Regions from separate parts of the Homo sapiens genome. Here regions 2 and 3 are each linked to region 1. A link is a loop called in an ENCODE intact Hi-C map of the cell type or tissue named here. Cell type or tissue: Caco-2. All regions are shown on one strand.

The links. Hi-C counts contacts between places; a loop is a spot of excess contacts. Peaks named below come from ENCODE experiments on the same cell type or tissue, not always from the same donor. Only the 100,000 strongest peaks of a DNase experiment are listed, where the experiment ranks them.
Region 2: a loop joins it to region 1, with 7 times the contacts of the local background. A loop is called at or near these places in 1 of 110 quality-filtered maps.
Region 3: it touches region 1 in a loop (5-fold over the local background); 1 of 110 quality-filtered maps calls a loop at or near these places.

What each region holds. Positions count from the first base shown.
Region 1 is chr5:9,623,158-9,625,657 of GRCh38, forward strand. No RefSeq gene overlaps it. Among named protein-coding and RNA genes, the nearest start is that of TAS2R1, 5.9 kb to the right of the region's middle. In Caco-2, no CTCF peak of the experiment used is centred here; DNase peaks (open chromatin) are centred at 1,044 and 1,584.
Region 2 is chr5:9,787,155-9,789,654 of GRCh38, forward strand. All of the region lies in intron 4 of LINC02112 (long intergenic non-protein coding RNA 2112), which reads right to left. It also overlaps a transcript of TAS2R1 not described here. Among named protein-coding and RNA genes, the nearest start is that of LINC02221, 66 kb to the right of the region's middle. In Caco-2, no CTCF peak of the experiment used is centred here; a DNase peak (open chromatin) is centred at 1,249.
Region 3 is chr5:9,711,539-9,714,038 of GRCh38, forward strand. LINC02112 (long intergenic non-protein coding RNA 2112) reads right to left here. Exons shown (of 13, transcript NR_027112.2): 7 at 2,247-2,313; 8 at 1,528-1,680; 9 at 634-853. It also overlaps a transcript of TAS2R1 not described here. Among named protein-coding and RNA genes, the nearest start is that of TAS2R1, 82 kb to the left of the region's middle. In Caco-2, no CTCF peak of the experiment used is centred here; a DNase peak (open chromatin) is centred at 1,133.

The DNA.
Region 1 (2,500 bases):
GATTATTTTATTCCCAGATATTTGCTACCCTTCTGTGAGGAATTCCGTATCTCTCCTTTTTACTCTGGGCTTGGCTGCCTGATGTGCAACTGGATACGACAAAAGCTTTAGACTTCCCCGGTCCCCATTGTTTTCACTCCTTCCTCTAGCCTGTTCCAAACAGGAGCTGCTCCTGCAGGAGTGTGAACAGTAACAGGGCTGCTGAACAGCCACAGCCAGTGCACGACACAAGTGAGAATGAACCTGTGTCTTGGAGGTGCTGCAGTCCTGGTGCCATTTTGTCCCGCAGCAAAAGCAGCTCCACATACCTTTGATTGTTCCCTTGGCCTCTCCTCTTTTCACTTGTGCATGATTCTCTATGGGGTTTCTGTTTCCTTTCTTTGCCAGGTACTTTTACATGTGCTGTTTCCTTTTTCTAGAATTAGCTGTCCTCCAAAACCTGTGACTGATTATTAGGGGGAAGCATACAAAACTGTCATTGTTGCAGATAGAAAGTCATCAAAGTCTAGCAGTTTCCTAAGGTTAACATAACTAAAAACAACAATGGCAGCAGCCAGGCATTGTGCTGGGAACTGGGTTCCACTAACCCCTCAGCTCCTCTCATTAAGCTTGGAATGATTCCTAACCCCATTACGAAGATGAGGAAATGCGAGGCTCAGGCTCATCAAGTCACTTAGCTCATTAGTGGTGGATCTAGACTCCAAATCAGGCTCTTAATTAGGACCCTCTATTGTTCAACGTTTTCCCTCCCATGCACTCTTCTCTTCTCTGGAGGGGCTGCTGGAGATTCCTCGTGACAGTACTTGTTACAGTTCCCATTACCTGGAGGTTATATTCATTTGTGCTCACAATGGTGAAGAAGCTTAGCCAAGCATGTGGTATGTATTATTCTTAATCCCATTTTGCAGATGAAGAAATTGAGACTCAGCTCATGACAGTGCTAACTGCATTGCACAAAAGTTGCCTAAATCACCAAAATAAGCAGGTGCGGTTCTAGGGAGGAGAGCTGAGGAGACTGGGTTGTTGGCTTTGTGAACGCAGTGCTGTGGCTTGCCTACAGACTAATGACCTGTCTTTTAACAGGACTATACAAATCCAGTCAGCCTCCCAATCTAAAATGTCACACTCAAGGTTCCCTCTCTCATCCCATAGAGTTGCAACCAATGCTGCTGAAAACATCATACCTCATGATCAAAGGCATAAGTCCTTAGTTCAGGAATTTCAAATATTTTAGCAGATAAGCAGTGGTATTTTGGAGACTATTAATCATGAAACCAAACTTCCTGACCAAATCTTATATCTGGTCAATGTTTCTAGAAGCCACCAGGCTGGGTTTCAAGTGAAGACTTACTAATTTACAATCGCAAATGCAGCATCTGCTGTTCAAATGGGTGGGTTTTTTTTGCCAGAGGACATTCCATGTATTTAGTGATATAAGGTCCTAGTCCACTGTTAGCCACTTATTTATTTTCTACACTCCTTTTCATCTGTTCAACCTCAGAAGAATCTGAAACGTCCCCAGCAGTTGTGGAATTTGGGTTATTCAAGTGGTGCCCACCAAGTGCCAAGTCCATTCTAGCTACAGGACTTAATCCCCGCACACTCCCAAATTCAAATTCCACCTGGCACACTTAATGTGTGTGCTTATCTTGTAGTACTCACACCGATCCATGGGAGGGAGAGAGGTTAAGTCATGGAAGCAAAAGCTCTCTCAGAAGAGCATGCATCCCAACTTCAAAAGTAGAAACAGAGTGACGCTGTACCTTTTTTCCTCAGAAATGTTGAAGTTTGAACAAAATGAATCTTTAGTATTTTTAAAATTGACCTGGGCCAGGCACGGTGGCTCACGCCTGTAATCCCAGCACTTTGGGAGGCCGAGGCAGGCAACTCACCTGAGTTTGGGAGTTCAAGACCAGCCTGGCCAACATGGTGAAACCCCGTCTCTACTAAAAATACAAAAAATTAGCTGGGCATGGTGGCACATGCCTGTCATCCTAGCTACTCAGGAGGCTGAGGCAGGGGAATTACTTGAACCCAGGAGGCGGAGGTTGCAGTGAGCCGAGATCATGCCACTGCACTCCAGCCTGGATGACAGGGCAAGACTCTGTCTCAAAAAAAGAAAAAAAAATTGACCTGTCGTCAGAATTTTAAGTCAATTTTTGATTTAATATTATGTTGATGATCTTGTGGAGAAATGTTTAAAATAGAAACAATATAAAACGCCAAAAATAATAAAAGGAAACCCACACTTCATTGATATAAATACGTTTTAAATTTTAGGATACAATCGCCAATTCCTGATTCCCAGTCAAAAAGATTAAGTAGATCCAGATGTCACAGATGTGAATCCACATGTTTACATCACATCTTGAAAACAATCATTATTTTAATCCTACCAAGGTATAAGTTGCTGTATTAGTGAGAGACTAGTTTTGTGTAGAATGACAGCAGTAAAGACGGCAGTGAAACAAATGTCCATGAGCTATCTTGAATTTGTATT
Region 2 (2,500 bases), 160 kb after region 1:
AGTCAACAAATGGCTGTGGGGTGAAGTCAGGAAGCAAAACAGCATTAGGAAGTATGTATCAGCTTCTCACCAATTGTAGTATTGAGAAATTTATCATCTTGACAGGCATAAACATGTAAGAGAAAATTTGCTTTGCAAATTATAGCACCCAAAAGCTTAAAAGAAAACATCATGAAAAAGACAGGTAAAATTGAACTCATTCCATCTAATATGGTGTTTAAAAATGTGTCTCCATTTTTTCTTTGTACTTATTATCAAAAACCAGGTATTGCAAAAGTATATTAGTAATCACATTATTCTTTTTTCAGTCTGATGGAAATACAAGATACAAGTGGTCCTACAGAAGAACTCTTCCCTTTGGAAGACTGAAATGCCTGGTAACACATGGCTGCAAATGTTTGCTGATCTCTCTAATCAATCCCCTGCAAGCTCACTAGCCAAGTGGCAGTGACACTTTGGAAATATCAGAACCTGGTAATTTATTTCTTGACTGTCTTCCCAAACAATTAAGGACCTAACATCTGCGTGCTAAGCAACCATGGGCTACTCCTTTCCAGCAACTTTGCAAGAAACACTGTCAGAACTCCTTAAAAACAATCAACTCTGAAAAAGAGGACCCCAGAGAGTGTCTGCACTTGAGTGAATGTTGCCCAAGCAAGGGCAAACTTCTGCCACATACAGCACATGTTTTTAAAGATGAAGTTCTTGTCCAGGGTGTCTGGCAATTGTGTGGCACTTTGAATTAGACTTTGCAGAATGACAGCAATTTGACCAACAGCGTCTGAGGGGCAGATGCTTTCTGCACACTCTCAAGCTCAATGTGGCACAATCCAGGCGATTTTGCAATGCTGGATGCATGGTGAGCCTGCTGGGCTGTCAACAGCCGCACAAAGTGAGGTTGTGCCAGAATCATGGGGTGTTCAGCATTCAAAGAGAACTCAGATATCACCTCATTCAGCCCCTTCACAGTACAGATAAATGGAGAGAGACCAGAGAGCTTAATGATTTCTTGTTGAAGGATCACACATAGAAAGGTATATGTGTGTTCAATCCAAATTTGCAGGCTTAAATTCGAGTTCTCTGCCTGCCTAATCTAAATTGGCTATTTGCACTGTCCAAACACACCAGTTGATATTCTGAACTTCCTTTGACTTTCCACCCGATAAGCAGCTTAAGGATGACTGACTGTATTGACTTGCCCAAGTCAAGCTGGGGCTGCACGGATGGTCTCTATCCATTGCTTCTGCTGTGCATGGCTAATACAGCTCCCAGCCACCGGGTAATCCTTGCTAGCATCCAGTTATTTTGCTGTCACTCACCACCTCTGGGCAATCTTTATCTCTGACCTAAAAACCCGTGAGAGCTAATTCCTAGAATTTAAAGAATTTCCAACAGGTATGTGAGAGTAGAAGCATTTCTACTAAGATCTTTGTCTCTTAAAAAAAATAAAATAAAAAAGGAGCAGATAGCCACAAAGAAACAAGAAAATATAATTATGGGTCTATTTGTCTTGCCTTTCATCTCAGAGAGAAATGTGGCATCTTGTAGAGCATGTGGGTTGATTTCAGCCGAACAACAGTAAACTCATTAGAAGCTACAAGATGGGGTATTTTAGAAAAGAATACAGAGTGGAGGTTGTAAGTGAAATATGAAAATGTTTTTATTCTAAAACTAGAATAAATTTTCTATGTAAATTTTCTTCATGACACAGAGATAAAATTAAGTGAAAAACAAAAATAGAAGAATGGTCTCTAATTTTTGCCTCCCCACCACAAAAACAGGGGCTATGCAAGGACAATGTATGCATTTATACACATGCCTATGAGCCATGAGTCTCCATTTTCTTGTTTGTATCATGGTTTCACAAAGATAATACCTGTCTCCTCCTACTTAACAACCTCTAAAGCAAATACAACAAAAATGAGCTAGTAGACACCATTCCCATGCCTACCCCCAAGTAACTTATCCAGCTTTGAAAGAATTACCATCCAAAGGAGGAAAACGGGCATCAACCCAGGAGCCTGGGAAAGGTATTTGATACAAAGCATCAAATCTGCCAGGCATTTGATACTAAGTAATGACTTCAAAAGCAAGGTGACCAGAGGAAGCTTTAGATCTTCCTCTGCAGGAACAGTTTGACTTTTGCTTTAAACCTGGCACAATTTAATCTTTATTTGAAGGATATACATACAGAGTCATTTTCTTCATTAAGCTGCCTTGACGTGCGCAGATCCTTCGACAGATTTAAATCAACATGCTTGAAAAATGGGCACAAATAATTTGGCATGTGAAACGGGATAGGATCTTCTCCAATAAAACATGGAACTTCAACGTGGAGCCAATTACAACGTTGCATAGATTCTAAGACATCACCAATTGTAAGGCAGATTTTCATTTTTCAAATGACTGAGAAAAAATGTGTGAATTAAGGTATAGCAGGATCCCTCCATGACAGCCTGTGTACCAGATGCATGAATCGATCACACCAGTCTCTCCTTAG
Region 3 (2,500 bases), 88 kb after region 1:
GGTCTAGAGTTTCAGTCACGCAAGAGAAAAAGTTCCAGAGATCTGCTGCACAACAGTGTGCTTATAGTTTACAATACTATATTGTATACTTAAGAATTTGATAAGAGAACAGACTTCATGTTGTATTTATTTATTTATTTATTTTCTGAAATGGAGTCTCACTCTGTGGCCCAGGCTGGAGCGCAGTGGTGCAATCTCGCTGCAAACTCTACCTCCCAGGTTTTAGAGATTCTCCCACCTCAGCCTCCTGAGTAGCTGGGATTACAGGCACCTGCTACCACACCTGGCTAATTTTTTGTATTTTTTTAGTAGAGTTGGGGTTTCGTCATGTTGGCCAGGCTGGTCTCGAACTCCTGACCTCAGGCGATGCACCCACCTCGGCCTCCTGAAGTGCTGGGATTACAGGCATGAGCCACTGTGCCCAGCCTTATGTTCAACGTTTTTTTTTTTTCACCACAACAAAAGAGAGAAAGAGAGAAGGAAGGAAGGAAGGGAGGGAGGGAGGGAGGGAGGGAGGGAGGGAATAGAAAGTGGGGTAACATCTTTCTTTGTTAGAGAATATTTTCATCTTTTAACATGTAAACAAAGTGTCTAACAACTATAAGCAGGTCTCAGTTCACTCATTTATCTTACCTGCCTGGTCCCTTTAGGCATCAGTGTTTATTATCCCAGGTCTACAGGGCAGTGGTGCTTCATAGGCACAGTCCAGGTTCTCTGGAATCCAGCCCAGACCACCAATTCTTGCTGTCTTACCACTTTGTGACATGTCTCCCACTGTGATGGTTCACATTATATGCTGACTTGGCTGGGGTATGGTGCCCAGTAGTTTGGTCAAACACCAGTCTAGATGTTGCTGTGAAGGTAATTTTTAGATGTGATTAACATTTAAATTGGTGGAATTTACTAAAGCAGATTATCTTCCATCTTGTAGGTGGGACTCATCTAATCAGTTGACAGTCTTAAGAGCGAAGATTGAGGCTTCTATAGACGAAGGAATTCAGCCTCAAAACTGCAATACAGAAAGCCTGCCTGAGTTTCCAGCTTGCCTGGCCTGCCATGTGGAATTCAGACTCCAGACTACAACACCAACTCATACCTGAATTTCCAGCCTGCTGGCTTGTCCAACAGATTTTGTTCAGCACGCACATCATGTGAGTCAACTCTTTAAAGTAAATAAATGTGTCTAGCACGTGCGCTGTCTCTCTCTCTCCTTCCTCCATTTATTACACACATACAGATGGGTGTGTGTATGTATGAAAGGAATGTGGGAGGGTGGGTATATTAGTTAGGGTTCTCCAAAGATGTGGAACAAAGATACAGAACAAGTGGGAAAGACAGATCTTTCTGTATCTTTGGAGAACCCTAACTAATATACCCACCCTCCCACCTTCCTCACACCACCACCTTCTATCCTCCATGTCCTTGGTCATGCACTTGGCCCTGGTCATGCCACCCCCTTCCACCAGGACATCTTGCCCTCCCATCCCCCCAGCAATGCATTCTCCTTTAACTCAGTCCAACTGTCACCTTGCCCAGGAAGCTCCCCGTGACCACGCAGACTGGGATATATTTTTCTCCCCGATGACGCTCGTTTGTGCAGATCCCTCTCAACCCACACATTAAGTTGGAACATGACAACTTCCTTTATGTGGCCCACCAGAAGAGGAACCGTGTCTTATTCTGTCAAATGAATGAATAAATAAACGGATGAATCCCAACGTGTTATTACTGAGGAGGACAAACATAATAATCTTAGACAAAAGTAGTTTTACAGAATTACCATGTAAATCACCATAGAATAGAATAAATGCTTTGTAATTTAGGGGGAAACAGAAGGATTTTCTGGGCTTCTGGCAAAGCTTTTTCCTAACTAAATCATTTCAGGCACAGCTTTTGCAAATGCGTCTTCTGCTGGTCATAATTATGCGACTCCCACCCCCCACTGCTTTGAATTACTTTGTGCTAACACCAAAATTGTTCCACAGAGAGTAGGATTTATTTGCTGAAATGTGATGAGGAGAAGTGGGATAAGAGACATACTTCACATGCGGTGCCTGTTGCTAGCACAGCTGTATTTCTGAGAAATATATTTCAGTCTTTTGGCTCCATTTCTTTTGTAGTTTAATAACTGAAGTACAAAGCTCATGAAAGCTGGGAATGTGTTGGAAGGTCAGTGAGGAAAAATGCACGTGGTGCAGTTAGGAGAGACAAGGGAGTTAAAATAACAGGAGAAATTGATCACTTACGATCTTTCTGGTTGGTGGTTTATGGCTAAATGTCTGTTTCAGCTAAAGACCAAACACTGGCTCACAGCTACAAAGAAAGTAGAACAATTAAAAAACTCAGCAAGGAGAATTCCTTTTGTACCTCTATTATAAGCATATTGTTTATTTAAAATTATTTTATGTAATGCCAATAGAGTAATATCTTCATGTCATTATATAAATGTAATGGCAGTGGCTAGTTTTGCCATTGGATGACAGTCCTACACACTGGAACA